Regions from separate parts of the Homo sapiens genome. Here region 2 is linked to region 1. The links are chromatin loops, found by intact Hi-C in ENCODE. Cell type or tissue: CD14-positive monocyte. All regions are shown on one strand. Links, peaks and the distances in the headings refer to the core of each region. The heading gives the core; the rest is flanking DNA. Region 1 overlaps RILPL2 (Rab interacting lysosomal protein like 2). Region 2 overlaps SNRNP35 (small nuclear ribonucleoprotein U11/U12 subunit 35).

Evidence for each region. Hi-C counts contacts between places; a loop is a spot of excess contacts. Peaks named below come from ENCODE experiments on the same cell type or tissue, not always from the same donor. Only the 100,000 strongest peaks of a DNase experiment are listed, where the experiment ranks them.
Region 2: a loop joins it to region 1, with 2.0 times the contacts of the local background. A loop is called at or near these places in 6 of 110 quality-filtered maps.

What each region holds. Positions count from the first base shown.
Region 1 is chr12:123,411,080-123,420,926 of GRCh38, forward strand. It overlaps RILPL2 (Rab interacting lysosomal protein like 2), which reads right to left. Exons shown (of 4, transcript NM_145058.3): 4 at 3,960-4,842. The coding sequence ends at 4,812. Among named protein-coding and RNA genes, the nearest start is that of RILPL2, 21 kb to the right of the region's middle. In CD14-positive monocyte, for the core only: no CTCF peak of the experiment used is centred there; no DNase peak of the experiment used is centred there; H3K27ac peaks cover 278 bases.
Region 2 is chr12:123,464,322-123,474,168 of GRCh38, forward strand. It overlaps SNRNP35 (small nuclear ribonucleoprotein U11/U12 subunit 35), which reads left to right. Exons shown (of 2, transcript NM_022717.4): 2 at 1,217-2,615. The coding sequence starts at 1,220. The coding sequence ends at 1,960. RILPL1 (Rab interacting lysosomal protein like 1) reads right to left here. Exons shown (of 7, transcript NM_178314.5): 7 at 5,733-8,361. The coding sequence ends at 8,217. Among named protein-coding and RNA genes, the nearest start is that of SNRNP35, 11 kb to the left of the region's middle. RefSeq lists an enhancer at 789-1,290 and a silencer at 4,481-4,775. In CD14-positive monocyte, for the core only: a CTCF peak has its summit at 4,682; a DNase peak (open chromatin) is centred at 4,670; H3K27ac peaks cover 569 bases.

The DNA of each region.
Region 1 (9,847 bases), core at 795-8,794:
TCGCCCAGGCTGGAGTGCAGTGGTGCAATCTCAGCTCACTGAAACCTCCACCTCCCGGGTTCAAGCGATTCTCCTGCCTCAACCTCCTGAGTAGCTAGGATTACAGGCGTGCATCACCACACCCAGCTAATTTTTGTATTTTTAGTAGAGACGAGGTTTCACCATGTTGGCCAGGCTGGTCTCCTGACCTCGTGATCTGCCCATCTCCCAAAGTGCTAGGATTACAGATGTGAGCCACCGCGCCCAGCCCTATTTGTTCATTGTAAAAGATGACTGCTGGCCAGGCACGGTAATCCCTGTAATCCCACCACTTTGGGAGGGCGAGGCAGGCGGATTATGAGGTCAGGAGCTGAGATCCTGCCACTGCACTCCGGCCTGGGCGACAGAGCGAGACTCTGTCTCAAATAAATAAAATAAAAGATGATTGCTACAGCAACCACCTCCTGTGCCTTCTGAGACTTGGCTTGAAAACCTTTTTTTTTTTTTTTTTTTTTTTGAGACGGAGTCTCATTCTGTCGCCCAGGCTGGAGTGCAGTGGCATGAACTCAGCTCACTGCAACCTCTGCCATCCAGGTTCAAGCAATTCCCCTGCCTTGGCCTCCTGAATAGCTAATTTTTGTATTTTTAGTAGAGACAGGGTTTCACCTTCTTGGCCAGGCTGGTCTCGAACTCCTGACCTTGTGATCCACCCACCTCGGCCTCCCAAAGTGCTAGGATTACAAGCATGAGCCACTGCACCCGGCGAAAACCTACTTCTGAGCCTGTTCCTCCCCGGTCTAGGTTTGTAGTTGGAATCCTGCAGTGTGAGAACCGCCAGAGCTCAGCTGACGTCACAGCTCTGTTACCTGTTGTCAAGCTAGGCCCATCTCTAGGAGAATCACCCCAAGGACTTATTTTCCAAAATGCCCACCTGCCAGCATCAGATTTTACCAAGAGTTGCAGTCCAAGCATTTCTCACCGTAACTTTTTTTAGTCTCCTGGGGTACCACAGCCACCCAGGCCATCTTAACCTTTCTTTCTGAGTGGGTTCTCTTACCCTATCTATCCCCACAGGGAGGCAGGGGAGCATTTATATATTTGGAGACAGGGTCTCACTCTGTCACCCAGGCTGGAGTGTAGTGGTGTGATCATAGCTCACTGCAGCCTCAAACTCCCGGGCTCAATTAATCTTCCCGCCTCAGCCTCCCCAGGAGCTGGGACTACAGGTGCTCACCACCATGCCTGGCTAATTTTTTGTTTTTTGTAAAGATAGGTTCTTACTATGTTGCCTAGGCTGGTCTCGAACTCCTGGGCTCAAGCAATCCTCTCACCTTGGCCTCCAAAAGTGCTGGAATTACAGGCTTGAACCACTATGCCTGGCCAGGGTTGCAGTGTTACACAGGGTTCTAGGGATTAGGAGCCCTGATCTAATGATGCTGTTGAGACAGTGTTCTGGACTAGACTCTTAAACACTACCAGCTCTTCCTGGAAGGCAGAGTGGTTGAAGCCTGTGTGTGGACTTTGTATCTGGGCTCAAGTCCTGCTTCTACCACTTTCTAGCTGAGGACCTTAGACAAGACTTTTCACCCATTATGCCTTAACCTCCTTGGGAGGACCCCAAGGACAATAGTGATACCCATCCCACAAAAGTATGTGAGACAGCATCGGAAAGGTACTTAGAATGATGCAGGCGAGGCATACAGTAAATTATTACTATTATTAGGACTTGCCAGTGACTCTGGACCCATAAAGCTTGGCAGCTCCGCGCCCGGGCCTTGGAATCAGGCCTGCATTTGCCTCCTGGGCAAGCTGCTTCCTAGCTCCACAGCCAGAGTTTCAGTTTCTAAACCTATAAACTGGCCGGGCACGGTGACTCACGCCTGTAATCCCAGCACTTTGGGAGGCCGAGGAGGGCGGATCATGAGGTCAGGAGTTCGAGACCAGCCTGGCCAATATGGTGAAACCCCGTCTCTACAAAAATACAAAAATTAACCCAGTGTGGTGGCATATACCTATAGTCCCAGCTAGTCGGGAGGCTGAGGCAGGAGCATCGCTTGAATCTGGGAGGCAGAGATTGCAGTGAACCCAGATGGTGCCACTGCACTCCAGCCTGGGCGATAGAGCAAGACTCCGTCCCCACCACCCCCCAAAAAAAAGCCGGGTGCGGTGGCTCACGCCTGTAATCCCAGTGTGTCCGGAATTGGTGGGTTCTTGGTCTCACTGACTTCAAGAATGAAGCCGCGGACCCTCGCGGTGAGTGTTACAGTTCTTAAAGGTGGCGTGTCCAGAGTTTGTTCCTTCTGATGTTCAGATGTGTTCGGAGTTTCTTCCTTCTGGTGGGTTCGTGATCTCGCTGGCTCAGGAGTGAAGCTGCAGACCTTCGTGGTGAGTGTTACAGCTCTTAAGGCGGCGCGTCTGGAGTTGCTCGTTCCTCCTGGTGGGCTCCTGGTCTCCCTAGCTTCAGGAGTGAAGCTGCAGACCTTCGGGGTGAGTATTACAGCTCATAAAAGCAGTGTGGACCCAAAGAGTAAGCAGTAGTAAGATTTATTGCAAAGAACAAAAGAACAAAGCTTCCACAATGCGGAAAGGAACCCGAGCGGGTTGCCACTGCTGCCTGGGGCAGCCTGCTTTTATTCTCTTATCTGGCCCCACCCACATCCTGCTGATTGGTAGAGCCAAGTGGTCTGTTTTGACAGGGCGCTGATTGGTGCGTTTACAATCCCTGATCTAGACACAAAGGTTCTCCACGTCCCCACCAGATTAGCTAGATACAGAGTGTGGACACAAAGGTTCTCCAAGGCCCCACCAGAGTAGCTAGATACAGAATGTCGATTGGTGCATTCACAAACCCTGAGCTAGACACAGGGTGCTGATTGGTGTGTTCACAAACCTTGAGCTAGATACAGAGTGCCGATTGGTGTATTTACAATCCCTGAGCTAGACACAAAGGTTCTCCACGTCCCCAGCAGACTCAGGAGCCCAGCTGGCTTCACCCAGTGGATCCCGCACCGGGGCTGCAGATGGAGCTGCCTGCCAGTCCCGTGCCCTGTGCCTGCACTCCTCAACCCTTGGGTCGTTGATGGGACTGGACACCATGGAGCAGGGGGTGGGGCTCGTGGAGGAGGCTTGGGCCGCACAGGAGCCCACGGAGGGGGTGGGAGGCTCAGGCATGGCGGGCTGCAGGTCCCGAGCCCTGCCCCACGGGAAGGCAGCTAAGGCCCGGCGAGAAATCGAGCGCAGCGCCGGTGGGCTGGCACTGCTGGGGGACCCAGCACACCCTCAGCAGCCGCTGGCCCGGGTGCTAAGCCCCTCATTGCCCGGAGCCGGCAGGGCCCGCCAGCTGCTCCGAGTGCGGGGCCCACCAAGCCCACGCCCACCCGGAACTCCAGCTGGCCCGCAAGCGCCCCGCGCAGCCCCGGTTCCCGCTCGCGCCTCTCCCTCCACACCTCCCTGCAAGCTGAGGGAGCGGGCTCCGGCCTTGGCCAGCCCAGAAAGGGGCTCCCACAGTGCAGCGGTGGGCTGAAGGGCTCCTCAAGTGCCGCCAAAGTGGGAGCCCAGGCAGAGGAGGCGCCGAGAGCGAGCGAGGGCTGTGAGGACTGCCAGCACGCTGTCACCTCTCACCAGCACTTTGGGAGGCTGAGGCGGGTGGATCACGAGGTCAGGAGATCGAGACCATCCTGGCTAACACGGCGAAACCCTGTCTCTACTAAAAATACAAAAAAATTAGACGAGTGTGGTGGCAAGTGCCTGTAGTCCCAGCTACTCAGGAGGCTGAGGCAAGAGAATGGCGTGAACGTAGGCAGCAGAGCTTGTAGTGAGCCGAGATCGTGCCACTGCACTCCAGACTGTGCGACAGAGCGAGAGACTCCGTCTCAAAAAAAAAAAAAAAAAAAATCTATAAACTGGTGCACCGGTACCGGTCCCCATCTCCCCAGGTTATGAGGAACAAATGAGATAATCCACAGAGCAGGCGAAACACATTGAGTAAGCCACTGTTATTTACTAAGAAGACAGGCTCACGGAATGGTTGCGGCAGCCTCATTAGTTCCTTTGCGAAGTGCAGACACCCGCTCTCTGTTTCATTGATTCCTAAATGCATTTTGTTCACATCTTAACACCTCTGAAATCAGGATGAGTCCTAAAATCGATAGCTTCTTAACATTTTAGTTTGCAGCAATCTTTCCCTTCATAGTGACACCAGATAATCGTGCATCGCTTAGACTGAATGAATGCAATTGATTCATTATACAATGAAATGTAGATATATGACATATACACACATATACCATGTGTACCATCGTAACTAAGAGACCACTCTAGATAAGCTATAGAAAGTATAAAAATCATTTTACTTTAATACAAAATCACATAAAGAAAGGCATGTTGGCTAAATCAAATATTCACTAAATATCAGTGAAGTCACCACTGGAATCTCAATAGCACATTTTCCTGCTTTCTTTTCTCCCTTCTGCTAACCATTGAAGACCAGGGTCATCCGTGGGAGCAGATGAGTAGGACACGCGTCTGCACGCTGGAGGCCCTGGGGGTTGACATGGGAGCAGGAAGTGGACCCCCCCACCCTGCACATCCCTTCTGTTTTTCTTGATTTCAGTCTCACTGGCCCAGGCCAAATCTTCAAGGGTGTCTAGTTCTGCAGCCAGGGAGAAAGTGATGCCAAGAGAACCTCGTCTCCTCCCTCCTCAGTCTGCTTTGAAGGGGAAATAAATACACAGGCCTAGTGTGTCTGTGTGGCACAGGGAGGTGGTTTTGCCAGGCATCTTGGAAGGTTGTCTTCTAGAATCAGAGCCATAGCCTTACTTGTGGCCTTGGATCTAGGTCTGTTTCCCCGATCGAAAAAAGAACCTGGTGTGGAGAGAGAGAGGGTTCAGGGTAAGCAGAAGGAACAAAGCAAGGGGCACAGCAACCCCCGTAAAATTTCTAAGTAGCTCTTGCAGCTGTTGACTCAAAAATATGTCCAGGCCAGGCATTGTGGCTCACGCCTGTAATCCTATGATTTTGGGAAGCTGAGGCAAGAGGATGAGGATCACTTGATCCCAGGAGTCTCAGACATGCCTGGGCAGCATAGTGAGACCCCATCTCTAAAAAAAAAAAAAAATTAACCAGGCGTGGTGGCATACACCTGTAATCCCAGCTACTCAGGAAGCTGAGGCAGGAGAATCGCTTGAACCCGGGACGCAGAGGTTGCAGTGAGCCGAGATTGCGCCACTGCACTCCAGCCTGGGCGACAGAGCAAGACACTATCTCAAAAGAAAAAGAAAAAGCAAAAAAACCCCAAAAAACCCGGGTGCGGTGGCTCATGCCTGTAATCCCAGCACTTTGGGAGACGGAGGCAGGCAGATCATGAGGTCAGGAGATCGAGACCATCCTGGCTCACACGGTGAAACCCCGTCTCTACTAAAAATACAAAAAATTAGCCGGGTGTGGTGGCGGGCGCCTGTAGTCCCAGCTGCCTCGGGAGGCTGAGGCAGGAGAATGGCATAAACCCGGGAGGCGGAGCTTGCAGTGAGCCAAGATGGTGCCACTGCACTCCAGCCTGGGTGACAGATTGAGACTCCGTCTCAAAAACAAAAACAAAAAAACACATTCATTCGTTCATTCATTCACTCATTGATTCTAGTAGCTCATTAAGTTTATCTGACCCTGAAAGGGTGGCCTCACGCTCATTAGCCACTAGCCACATGTCCTCAGGCTAGCTCATGCACAGAACACACATTTCACTTTTGCTCTATTAGGCTCAAACTCCAATTAGGTGTCCTAAGCTCCCGTAGAAGGACGCTGAAAGAAACCAGTAGTTTATGCCTTCTGGAAGCCTGATTTGCAACAAGACAGCCAATGAAAGTCCTAAATGAACACCTTCACTTCGGACACCTGGGTGGAGGTGCTCTTTCATTATCTTACCTCAGAAGACCCTTCCTTGTGGAAGAAACACTTCCATTAGGCTGGGTGCAGTGGCTTACACCCGTAATCCTAGCACATTGGGAGGCTGAGGCGGGCGGATTGCTTGAGCTCAGGAGTTCCAGACCAGCCTGAGAAACGTGGAGAAACCCCATCTTTACCAAAAATACAAAAATTAGCTGGGCATGATGGTGAACACCTGTGGTCCCAGCTACTCGGGAGGCTGAGGTGGGAGGATCGCTTGAAACTGGGAGGCGGAGGTTGCAGTGAGCTGAGATCAAGCTACCGCACACCAGCCTGGGTGACAGAGTGAGACCCCATCTCAAAAAAAAAAAAAGGAAAAAAGAAACACCCCCATTGGCCTTACTTTGACCCTGTCTCCCAACCCTTCTCCACAAGGCAACCAGAGTGAGCTTTTTGTACATAAATACGGTCATGTTACTCTCCAGCTTAAAACCATCCAATGTCTCTTCCCAACGTACCTAGAATAAAACCCACAGTCAGCACCAGAAAGAATCCACGTGGCCCTGGGTGACCCAGCCCCTCCCACCTCTCCAATCCCACCTCCATTCTCTTCCCTGTTCCAGTCACCATGGTCTTCTGTTCTGAAAATTTCTTTTTTTTTTTGAGACAGAGTTTCACTGTGGTTGCCCAGGCTCAAGTGCAATGGCACGATCTCGGCTCACGGCAACCTCCGCCTACCAGAGTTCAAGCAATTCTCCTGCCTCAGCCTCCTGAGTAGCTGGGATTACAGGCATGCGCCACCACGCCCAGCTAATTTTGTATTTTTAGTAGAGATGGGGTTTCTCCATGTTGGCCAGGTTCGTCTCGAACTCTGGGCCTCAGGTGATCTGCCCGCCTTGGCCTCCCAAAGTGCTGGGATTACAGGCGTGAGCCACTGTGCCTGGCCTGTTCTGGGAATTTCTGTAGCCTGAAGCTCTTACACTTACTGTCCCGTCTACCAGGAATGCTCTTTTGTTTTGGTGGGAGACGGGATCTTGCTCTGTCATCCAGGCTGGAGTGTAGTGGTGTGACCATGGCCTACTGTAGCCTGGACCTCTTGTGCTCAAGAGATCCTCCCAAGTAGCTGGAACTACAGGCACATACCCGGCTAATTTTATTCTTTTTTGTAGAGATGAGGTCTCTACAAAAAAGCTCTCTATGTTGCCCAGGCTAGTCTCAAACTCTTGGGCTCAAGCGATCCTCTGGCCTTGGCCTCCCAAAGTGCTGGGATTACAGGCATGAGCCACTGCTCCTGTCCTGGAATGCTCTTCCTTCCGGTCTTTAATGTACTTCAGTGATCAGTTTGAATGTCACCTCCTCACAGAAGCCTTCCAGGACTTCCCAACTCGATTTTCTTGTGTTTTTTTTCCCACTGCTGTGATAAAAGATAACCCAAATCTAAAGTAGTCCTCTCTCTCCCGTTCTGTCCCCTTATTTGTGATCATAGCACATATAGCTATCTGAAATTGTCCTGTTAATATATTTCTTTACCTGTTCACTCTCTGACTCCCTCTACTAGAATGTAAGGTCCACGAGCCAGAGACTTTAGGTTCTGTTCACTGCTGTATCTTCAGCACCTACAACAGTGCCTGGCACATGGCAGACCCTCAGTAAATATTTGTTGAATGAATGGAGTACAGGAAAGCTGCAGCCTACTGTCCTGACACCTGGCAACTAAGAGGGCACATATCAGTGTGGTCCAAGGAACTTTTGAAAAAAATCCAGATTTCTGAGCTTCATCCAAGAACCACTGACTTGATTTCTTTTTCTTTTTCTTTCTTTTTTTTTTTTTTTTTTTTTTTGAGACAGAGTCTTGCTCTGTTGCTAGGCTGGAGTGCAGTGGCGCAATCTCAGCTCACTACAACCTCTGCCTCCCGGGTTCAAGCAATTCTCTTGCCTCAGCCTCTTGAGTAGCTGGGACTACAGGCTTGGGGTTTCACCATGTTGGCCAGGATGGTCTCAATCTTCTGACCTTGTGATCTGCCCGCCTCAGCCTCCAAAAGTGCTGAGATTATAGGTGTGACCCACTGCGCCCGGCTTTTTTTTTTTTTGAGACGGAGTCTCGCTCTGTCACTCAGGCTGGAGTGCAGTGGCACGATCTCGGCTCACTGCAAGCTCTGCCTGCTGGGTTCACGCCATTCTCCTGCCTCAGCCTCCCGAGTAGCTGGGAATACAGGCGCCCACTACCATGCCCGGCTAATTTTTTGTATTTTTAGTGGAGATGGGGTTTCACCATGTTAGCCAGGATGGTCAGCCAGGATGGTCTCCATATCCTGACCTTGTGATCTGCCCGCCTCGGCCTCCCAAAGTGCTGGGATTACAGGTGTGAGCTACTGCGCCCGGCCTACTGACTTGATTTCTGAGAATCTGAATTTTACACAAGCACCTCACTCTTAGTATAAGAGGCAGCATCCGAAGAACTATGGGATCAACCCTGGTGCACAGACATGAGGGAAGTATTCAGAGGAAAGTGCATAGCATGTTCCAATGCTGGGACACGGCTCATTCAAGAGGAATGGTCCCACGTGGGACAGGGAGAGGTCCTTGGGCATTTCCCACAGCCAGGCTGAAACTGCCTGTTGCTCCAGTTCTATTCTGGTTATCAAGAGGATATTGACTCCCTTTTTTCTTTTTTTTTTTTTTTTTGAGATGGAGTCTTGCTCTATTGCCCAGGCTGGAGTGCAGGGGTGTGATCTCAGCTCACTGCAATATCCTCCTCCCAGGTTCAAGTGATTATTCTACTTCAGCCTCCCGAGTAGCTGAAATTACAGAGGCCATGGCTAATTTTGTATTTTTATTTATTTAATTTTTATTTTTATCTATTTATTTTTTTTCAGACACAGTCTCATTCTGTCGCCCAGGCTGGAGTGCAGTGGTGCGATCTTGGCTCACTGCAACCTCTGCCTCCCAGGTTAAAGCGATTCTCCTGCCTCAGCCTCCCAGGTTAAAGCGATTCTCCTGCCTCAGCCTCCCAAGTAGCTGGGACTATAGGTACACGCCACCACACCCAGCTAATTTTTGTATTTTTAGTAGAGACGGGGTTTCTTTTTTTTTTTTTTTTTTTTGAGACAGAGTCTTGCTCTGTTGCCCAGGCTGGAGTGCAGTGGTGTGATCTTGGCTCACTGCAACATCCGCCTCCTGGGTTCATGCCATTCTCCTGCCTCAGCCTCCTGAGTAGCTGGGATTAAAGGAGCCTGCCACCATGCCTGGCTAATTTTTTTGTATTTTTAGTAGAGACGTGGTTTCACCATGTTAGCCAGGATGGTCTCGATCTCCTGACCTCGTGATCCTCCCGCCTCGGCCTCCCAAAGTGCTGGGATTACAGGCCTGAGCCACTGCGCCTGGCAGAGACGGGGTTTCACCATGTTGGCCAGGATGATCTTGATCTCTTGGCTTGGTGATCCGCCCACCTCGGCCTCCCAAAGTCTTGGGATTACAGGCGTAAGCCACTGTGCCCGGCCTATTTTTATTTTTTTTGAGACAGAGTCTCGTTTTGTTGCCCAGGCTGGAGTGCAGTGGTGCAATCTCAGTTCACTGCAACCTCTGCCTCCTGGGCTCAGGCGATTCTCCTGCCTCAGCCTCCCGAGTAGCTGGGATTACAGGCACCCGCCACCATGCCCGGCTAATTTTTGTATTTTTAGTAGAGACGGGGCTTCACCATGTTGGCTAGGCTGGTCTCGAACTCCTGACCTCAGGTGATCCTCCCACCTCAGCCTCCCGAAGTGCTGGGTTTACAGGCGTCAGCCACTGCGCCCGGTCGAGTTTGACTCTTGATTCCATTTCCTGAGCATCACCATGTGCAGCAGGAAACATTCTGGAAAGGTGTTTTCCCTGCCGTAGATTCCATGTAGCCCAAGATTAGGGGCGAATGCACTTAGGAGGTAAATAGATGCGGCTTCAGGTCTGAGTTCCACCACCACTGACCCGCTGTGTAACCTTTGCAGGTCAT
Region 2 (9,847 bases), core at 1,257-9,256, 54 kb after region 1:
CTCCGCCTCCCGGGTTCAAGTCATTCTCCTGCCTCAGCCTCCTGAGTAGCTGGGACTACAGGCGCCCGCCATCATGCCCGGCTAATTTTTTTTGTATTTTTTAGTAGAGAGAGCGTTTCACCGTGTTAGCCAGGATGGTCTCGATCTCCTGATCTCATGATCCGCCCGCCTCGGCCTCCCAAAGTGCTGGGATTACAGGCGTGAGCCACCGCGTCTGGCCTCAGCCAAGGTTTTTAAGTAACATATTTCAGCATTGGCTCTACAGCGTTGCAGGTTGGTCACATAAGCATTAGCTGGGTCTGAAATATTAGTAAGCATTTTATTATTCCAGCAAAGATTCACATGAATTAACTATGTATCAGAAGGCATGACAACTGCAGTGTGCTTGCTGGACAAAAAATTACCATTGCAGTAAATTCTCATGCTCCCAGTCTAAACGGATTATCAGCTAGGGATCTGAGAAGAAATCCCATGTTCCTTTTGAGACAAATAACCCGCTCCCGCTGCTGGGTCACTGTAGCCTTAGCTTTGTTGTCTGTTTACTACAGAATGGTGCATCCAAATCCCTGTTTTCTCTTGTAGTTTTAAAAAAGTCTATATCTTTTAATGATGCATAGTAAAAAAATTTCCACACGAATGATGTGATATCTAGAATTTGTTTCAGAATTATCTGGGGGCAGATTATTCTGGCCACATGTGCATGGTGGTTCTAGTTGAGCCGGGTGAGAAGTTTGTGGAGGGTTATTATATGATTCTCTATGTTGGTATTTGATATTCTTGGTAGTAGAGTTTTTAAATTGCCATTTTCCACCAGCAGTTCCTGGGCTAGTTTTCCTATGATCATTTTAAAGGTTCTGAAAGAGAAGTCTGGTTTTGATCCACGTTGCCACATTGTAATGTGTTCATAGTTGGTAAGTGCCCTTCCGTGGCTGAGCCAGATGCTGCATATATGGGTGAAACCCGAGCACGCTGCCCTCTGCTTCCTGAGAGGGCATTTGTAGGAGTGGGTAAGGGCTTCTCTGGAGCACAACTGCCTGGCTTTGGTGCTGTCTCCCCCACTTACTAGCAGGGAGGACTTAGCCTCTGTGGGTGTTCCCTTCCTTTCCTGTTTTTAAGAAGAGGTGAATGATAGTATCCTTTTCATGGCATTGTTGTAAGGGTTGAATGAGTGGCTCAGAGTAGAGGCTCCATCCACGCTTGCTCTTATCATTCATAGAACATGAACGATTGGATGCCCATCGCCAAGGAGTATGATCCACTCAAAGCGGGCAGCATTGATGGCACCGATGAAGACCCACACGACCGCGCGGTCTGGAGGGCAATGCTGGCACGATATGTCCCCAACAAAGGTGTCATAGGAGATCCCCTCCTCACCCTGTTTGTGGCCAGACTAAACTTGCAGACCAAGGAGGACAAATTAAAGGAAGTCTTTTCCCGCTATGGTGACATCCGGCGGCTTCGGCTGGTCAGGGACTTGGTCACAGGTTTTTCAAAGGGCTACGCCTTCATCGAATACAAGGAGGAGCGTGCCGTGATCAAAGCTTACCGAGATGCTGATGGCCTGGTTATTGACCAGCATGAGATATTTGTGGACTACGAGCTGGAAAGGACTCTCAAAGGGTGGATCCCTCGGCGACTTGGAGGCGGTCTTGGGGGAAAAAAGGAGTCTGGGCAACTGAGATTTGGGGGACGGGACCGGCCTTTTCGAAAACCTATTAACTTGCCAGTTGTTAAAAACGACCTCTATAGAGAGGGAAAACGGGAAAGGCGGGAGCGATCTCGATCCCGAGAAAGACACTGGGACTCGAGGACAAGGGATCGAGACCATGACAGGGGCCGGGAGAAGAGATGGCAAGAAAGAGAGCCGACCAGGGTGTGGCCCGACAATGACTGGGAGAGAGAGAGGGACTTCAGAGATGACAGGATCAAGGGGAGGGAGAAGAAGGAAAGAGGCAAGTAGAGGCCCAACAGCAGAACCCCAAAGTGAAGTTACAGTGGAAATGAGTGGAGGGGGATTGTCTTTCAACGCAGCGTGAGTCTAATGGTTGAATAAAACTTACTGATGATCATGGGGTTTGGAATAGTTTTCTTTCCAATCTGGAACTTCGGTTCAAGCTGATAGGAATTTATCATCTTCCTCACATAGTTCTAAGGACATGTTATTTAACAGGATCAAGAAGCAATTTTGTAGTTACTGGCATCTGTACAGAAGGGCATTTTCTTTTCTTTTCTTTTTTTTTTTTTTGAGACAGAGTCTCACTCTGTTGCCAGGGCTGGAGTGCAGTGGTAAAATCTTGGCTCACTGTAACCTCTGCCTCCTGGGTTCAAGTGATTCTCCTGCCTCAGCCTCCCCAGTAGTTGGGATTACAGGCATGTGCCACCATGCCCGACTAATTTTTGTATTTTTAGTGGAGATGGGGTTTCACCATGTTGGTCAGGCTGTTTTCGAACTCCTGACCTCAGATGATCCACCTGCCTTGGCCTCCCAAAGTGCTGGGATTACAGGTGTGAGCCACTACTCCTGGCCTGGTCTCCAACTCTTGACCTCAAATGAGCCACCTGCCTTAGCCTCCCAAAGTGCTGGGATTACAGGCATAAGCCACTGCGCCCAGCCAGAAGGGCATTTGTAAGGAGCTAGTATTCAGATTTAATTTGGCAGTAGGAATTTGATTTTCTTCCATCTATTTTAAATGATCATCTTGAGTACGTGGCAAAAAGAGGTTATGACCTAATCACACTCCTCTGAGTCCTTAGAGGAAGAACACTAATCTGGTCAGAATAAATTGTATCTTTTCTATCTTTATATCCATAGCCCAAGAGTTTGCTGAATTGAAATAAAAATGGGATAGAAAAGTGAATTCAAGGAGAATGTCCAGAGCCCTAATACCAGAAGGCAGTCTGCACAGCCAGGTCAGCATTCTTGAACAAATGCACTTCCATTCTCACTCAAAATGCCGACTGCCTTTCTTCTTTTTCTGACTGACATTTAAAATTAAAAACCAAAGTTGCTGGGCTGTGATCTATGGCAGCCTTCCAGCCCTTTGAAAAGATAAAGTTAGACAGAAGTGGTGGTGAAATGAAAATGAAGAATAAGGAGTGGTCAGGATCTATGAAAGAATTACAGCTAGTTCTGATGGATTGATTTTTCCTTTCTCTCTTATCTAGTCTCTGGGGTGCTCGAGAGCTAGATCTGCTGACCTTAACTTCTGAGGACTTTGAGCAAGTACCATACTGTTCGGATGATTTTCAAAAAAGTGACATTTAGCATTTTGATAAATGGCCGTCTTTGAAAGTTCATATTCTGAAAATTCAAGATGTTTCATGCAAAATAAATGATTTAGTACCATTGCTAGGTTTTCGCATAGGAGTATGAATCTCTCATGATATTATACAGGGAACTGGACCAACCTGCTGTGGCTTAAAATTGCTGTCAGCTGTTAGAACAGTTTTAGAAAAATAGGCCCTTTCCTTTGTGAATTTCCAGTACAGAATTTTATTATTTCCCAAGTCTCAGAAAACAACCTTGCAGGAAACCTTTTTGATTTCACTCACATTTAATTTACAAAGTGTTCCCTTATTATGGCACCAGAAGGGTGTTGTGGGCTAGGGTTGGTAGATTGTCTAGAAAACAAGACTGCCTGCATTAGGGAAGCCTTGTGAGATACCATCAGGACAAAAAGCAAAGCCAGTTGCAGTGTTTGTGTAGTTGTCAACTCTGAGCATCAGAACAGGGAGAGATTGAAAACATGCACACTTGGCTGGGCACGGTGCTCACGGCTGTGATCCCAGCACTTTGGGAGGCCGAGGCGGGCAGATCACCTGAGGACAGGAGTTCGAGACCATCCTGGCCAACATGGTAAAGCCCCATCCCTACTAAAAATACAAAAATTAACTGGGCGTGGTGGCAGGTGCCTGTAATCCCAGCTACTCAGGAGGTTGAGGCAGGAGAATGGCTTGAACCCAGGAGGCGGAGGTTGCAGTGAGCCAAGACCGGACCACTGCACTCCAGCCTGGGCGACAGAGCGAGACTCTGTCTCAAAAAAAAAAAAAAAAAGAAAAGAAAAAAAGAAAACATGCACACTGAGGCTGGGCGTGATGGCTCACGGCTGTAATCTCAGCACTTTGGGAGGCCATGACAGGTGGATGGCTTGGAGCTCAGCAGTTCGAGACCAGTCTGGGCAACGTGGTGAAAACTTCTCTTTACGAAAAACACAAAAATTAGCCGGGTGTTGGTTTTGCTTGCCTGTAGTCCCACCTACTTGGGAGGCTGAGGCTGGAGAATTGCTCGAGCCCGGGAAGCAGAGGTTGCAGTGAGCTGAGATTGTGCCACTGCACTCCAACCTGGGTGACAGAGTAAGACCCTGTCTCAAAACAAAAAACAAAAAACTTGCACACTCAGACTCCAACCCTGTACATTTGGGCTTAGTGTTCTATGGGCTGTGGTGACTTTGAAAGAAAAACAATGGTACAGCCTCCATGGTAGGGACTTTGGCAGTCTCCATGAACATGACAGAAGCAAATACTCTTTGATCTAGCAATTCTGCTTCTAGTTTATTCTGTAGACTTTTGTGTGTGTGACAGTGTGCAACACTTTTTGAGAGTAAAGGATTGGAAGGAAGCTACCTGTCCATCAGTGGGGCCTAGATAAACATTAATAAATATCACCCCCATATGGTAGACCAGGGCATTGTAGGATGTTCATTAGCACCTTCCTTGGTGTCTACCCATAGATGACAGTATCCTCTCTCCCCCTCCAGTTGTGACAATCAAAAATGTCTCCAGACTGCCAAATGTCCCCTGGGGGGCTCAGTCATCCGTGGTTGAGAGCCACTGTCTTTTCTTTTTTTTTTTGAGACAGAGTCTCGCTCTGTCGCCCAGGCTGGAGTGCAGTGGTGCGATCTCCGCTCACTGCAAACTCTGCCTCCCGGGTTCAAGCGATTCTCCTGCCTCAGCCTCCTGAGTAGCTGGGACAACAGGCGCATGCCCCCATGCCCAGCTAATTTTTGTATTTTTAGTAGAGATGGGATTTCTCTATGTTGGCCAGGCTGGTCTCAAACTCCTGACCTCATGATCTGCCTGCCTCAGCCTCCCAAAGTGCTGGGATTACAGGTATGAACCACTGCTCCTGGCCATGAGAGCCGCTGTCTTATGTACTCATATGGAGTTATTGCTATACATTTTTTTTTCTTTTTTGAGGCAGGGTCTCACTCTGTCCCCCAGGCTGGAGTGCAGTGGTGTGATCACAGCTCACTGCAGCCTTGAACTGGGCTCAAGGGATCCTCCTGCCTTAGCCTCCCAAGTAGCTGAGATCATAGGTGTACACCACCACACCCACCTATTTTTTTATTTTAATTAATTTTTTGTAGAGGTGGGTTATTGCTATGTCACCTAGGTTTGTCTTAAACTCCTGGGCTCAAGTGATCCTCCCTACTTGACCTCCCAAAATATGGGGATTATAGGTGTGACCCACTGCACCTTGGCCCTCTCTAGGATATTTCAAGGGGAAAAAAGAAAAGCACAGAACAGCATGAATATATTATGCTGCCATTTAAATAAAAAAAAAAAGGAGGGCCAGGTATGGTGGTTCATGTCTATAGTCCCATCTACTCGGGAGGCTGAGGCAGGAGGATTGCTTGAGGCCAGGAGTTTGGGACCAGCCTTGGTGACATAGTAAGACCTTGTCCCTTAAGAAAAAAGGAAAGAAGGAATATATACACACATGTACATATATATATGCTTTTTGTTCTTGATTTTATTTTACATAATTGCATGTATAAACTTTCTGATGGATTGATTTTTCCTTTCTGTCCCGATTATCTAGCCTCTGATGTGCTCAAGAGCTGGATCTGCTGACTTATCAAAAAAGTGACATTTGGCCAGGCACGGTGGCTCACACCTGAATTCCCAGCACTTTGGGAGGCTGGGGTGTGAGGATCACTTGAGCCCAGGAGTTTGAGACCAGCTTAGGCAACAAAGTAAGACCTGGTCTCTACAAAAAATAATTAGCTGGGCATGGTGGTGCACATCAGTAGTACCAGCTACTTGGGAGGCTGAGGTGGGAGGATTGCTTGAGCCCAGGGGTTCATAGCTGCAATGAGCTATGATAGTGCCACTGTACTCCAGCCTAGGTGACAGAGTGAGACCCTGTGTCCAAAAAAAAAAAAAAAAAAAAGGCCAGCCACAGTGGCTCACACCTGTAATCCCAGCACTTTGAGAGGCCAAGGCAGGTGAATCACTTGAGGTCAGGAGTTCGAGACCTCGAGACCAGCCTGGCCAACATGGTGAAACCCCGTCTTTACTAAAAATACAAAAATTAGTCAGGTATGGTGGCACACACATGTAGTCCCAGCTACTTGGGAGGCTCAGGCATGAGAATTGCTTGAACTCAAGAGGCGGAAGTTGCAGTGAGCAGAGATGGTGCCACTATACTTTGGCTTGGGCAATAGAGCAAGACTATCTCAAAAAAAAGAGAGACATTTAGTGTTTAGGAAAGATAACCAAGAAACTGGCAATTTTGGTTACCTGTTGGAAGGGCAACAAAGGTGGCCAGGGGTGGGAGAGAAATTCATCAGTATACCTGCTTCTATACTCTTTGAGAATAAATTCTAATAATTCTAATGGGCACTCAGGTTTGAGAAACACTGCTCTAACGCAGCAATAATTACCCTGTCTGATCATTTCTTTTTTTCGGCAATCTGGAAGCAGAGTCCATTCTAGATTCTGCAAATTCACCTGATGGTTTCTTTCTTTCTTTTTTTTTTTTTTTTTAGATGAAGTCTCACTCTGTCGCCCAGGCTGGAGTGCAATGGCACGATCTAGGCTCACTGCAACCTCTGCCTCCTAGGTTCAAGGAATTCTCCTGTCTCGGCCTCCTGAGCAGCTGGGATTATAGGCATGCACCACCTCGCCTGGCTAATTTTTTTGTATTTTTGTAGAGATGGGGTTTCACCGTGTTGGCCAAGCTGGTCTCGAACTCCGGACCTCAAGTGACCCACCTGCCTCGGCCTCCCAAAGTGCTGGGATAGCAGGCGTGAGCCACTGTGCCCAGCCTCACCTAATGGTTTCTTAGCAAACTTCAGTAGAATGTTTAGAACGCGGCCCTGATAAACTTGAGTGCTGGTAGGAGGTGCTACCTCGCTCAATCTGTGAGCAACCAGCCCTGTGCCCTGGATGCTTGGCGGGTGGAGAGAAAGACAGTGTTATGTGGGCAAGCCTCCAACTCACCAGTTGCAGTAGAGCATCTGGCTCTCTGTCTGCTGCTATAGCCCTGTGAGTCAGCCAGACGTGTGGTCCCCAAGCCAGCTTCCCACCTAGCACCCTTGTTCTGCTACAGCTCCCCCACCTGCCCTCCTGCATTGCCTAGGATCCCACGCCCCGCTTTCAGTCTGCTCTGGGACATCTGTCTTCTTCTTTGCAGGGGACTAAGTATATGACTTAATGAATCCTAAAAGGAAAAAAAGATGTCAGGAAAAAAAAGTGCACACAAGAAATGTTGCAACATCTCATCCTTAGCAACTTTGTTTGGTTAGTACTGCATAACTCACAGCAGATTCCAAGGCACCTGCCTTGAACATTGCTACATGCTCTAGGCATTATCAGGAACGCAGCCAGGGTGCCTGCAAAGTTGTCTCCAGTTTCTGGGTAAGAGGACCATCATCCATATTGTCTGTGGCTTTGTGTCTGAGTTGGGCTACTGAGCCTGTGACTTCAGACCCCTTGTCTGCCTGATGGATACATTCTGTATAATACGTTACCATCACAATTTCATGAATGTAACTAATGAAGATCTAGCCCTTCCATGCCTCCTGCTGAACTATGTCACCTGTGATAATAAAACCTCTACACATAGCATTTTATACAAAGCAAGTCAAACAGCAATGATAGTGGCAAGTGATGTATTTGGCTTAAAGAAGCTTGTGTTACTGAAGTTAACGCAGAAGTCTGGCCTCCGTTTGTGGGATTATTAAATATATATCCTACGGGATCAGAGTCATCTATTAGAAACAGTGATAGCCCTGGGTATAAATAAACATTTCTTTAGAGTTTGGCGTCAGTTTTTCAATGTCCATCCTCAAATCAGACAGTCTGTTTGAGGGGTCAGTTTTCAGGGTGCATCTGCACCGAGAGGCTTGAGGCAGCAATGACCCCTGGGCTGCAGTTCGGTTGCAGGCGCTGGTGGCGGGCAGTCCAGGTTGGAGGGTGGAGATGGGCCAAGGTCACAGATGCTGCAGGGCTTCCTGTCCTTGCTCTGTGTAACCGTCATCGCGGTGGGTGTTTGCCCACTGTCCAAAGGACTCCTGGATGTGCACGTTTCTCTGTGTGTTGGCCAGGCGCTTCTTATCTCGGGAGAAGAAGCTAAACCTTTGGAAGGGAAAGCAAACACAGAAATGAGAGCTGACCCTTTGCTGTGCAAGTCACGTTTTTTGCAATGCCGGAGACATATAGCAGCAAACTTAGAAGGGAGCAAATCAATTCAAGGTGTGAAAGACAAAGTTGGGGGTGCAGGTCAAAGTTATTCCAAGAAAGCAGCAGGGTATTCTGCGTGTCATTTGGACACGGTACCTTGGAGGTCACGCGGTATGGGCAAGGCATGCATGCTGATGTGATGTGTGAGGTGTCTTCCACGTTAGCCGCTATGGAGGATTTATCCCGTTACCAGTGGAAATCAAAAGCTGCTGAAACAAATCTTGGGTTTCTTTAATTACCCTAATGACGCAGAGAAAGGAATACTTGAAAACCGTGTGGAATATAAGAGGATTCTGTTGTAAACGAATGAGTATTTCTAATTTAAATAGTTCTGTATTTGTTTAATGTCAGTCAGGAAACTGTGGCCCAGATTTCATGGACATTACTGCTTAGATGAGGCTAAAGGAAGTACTTAAGAAAAATGAACAATAAAACATATACTATGGGCTGAGCGCGATGGGTCACGCCTGTAACCCCAGCACTTTGGGAGGTCGAGGCAGGCAGATCACTTGAGGTCAGGAGTTCGAGACCAGCCTGGCCAACGTGGTGAAACCCCGTCTCTACTAAAAATACAAAAATTATCCAGGTGTGGTGGCACACGCCTGTAATCCCAGCTACTTAGGAGGCTGAGGCAGGAGAATCGCTTGAATCTGGGAGGCGGAGGTTCCAGTGAGCCGAGATCACGCCACTGCACTCCAGCCTGGGCAAGAGAACAAGACTCTGTCTAAAAAAATAAAATAAATATATATATATAAGTAAAACATGGTACGCATGGTTCTCTGATATAAAATTAGGGAAACATCCATTTGCACTTTCAAAAATAGATCTAATGGTGAAAGCCTTTAGGCCGTATCACTGTAACCAGCTACAGAGCCACAGTTAGTCTGGCCTCAGACTTTAACTGAGGTAGACAGAGGTCTTTTTAAAACAGCTGTGACTGTTGCATATTGATCAGAGAGAGCCATCAGGAACTTTCAGATGCCTGAAAGATAAAGGCAGAAGTCATAAGCATACTTGAGTTTGTTACCATAGAAAAAAGAAAGAAAAAAACAAAAGAAAAAAAAAAGTCACAAGCAAAAAGCCTGCAAGGTAGTCCATTTATTTTTATTTTTATTTTTTATTTTTGAGATGGGGTTTCACTCTTGTTGCCCAGGCTGGAGTGCAATGGCTCACTGCAACCTCCACCTCCCCGGTTCAAGTGATTCTTCTGCCTCAGCATCCTGAGTAGCTGGGATTACAGGCACCCGCCACCACACCTAGCTAAGTTTTTGTATTTTTAGTAGAGATGGGGTTTCACCATGCTGACCAAGGTGGTCTCAAACTCCTGACCTCAGGTGATCCACCTGCCTTGGCCTCCCAAAGTGCTGGGATTACAGGCGTG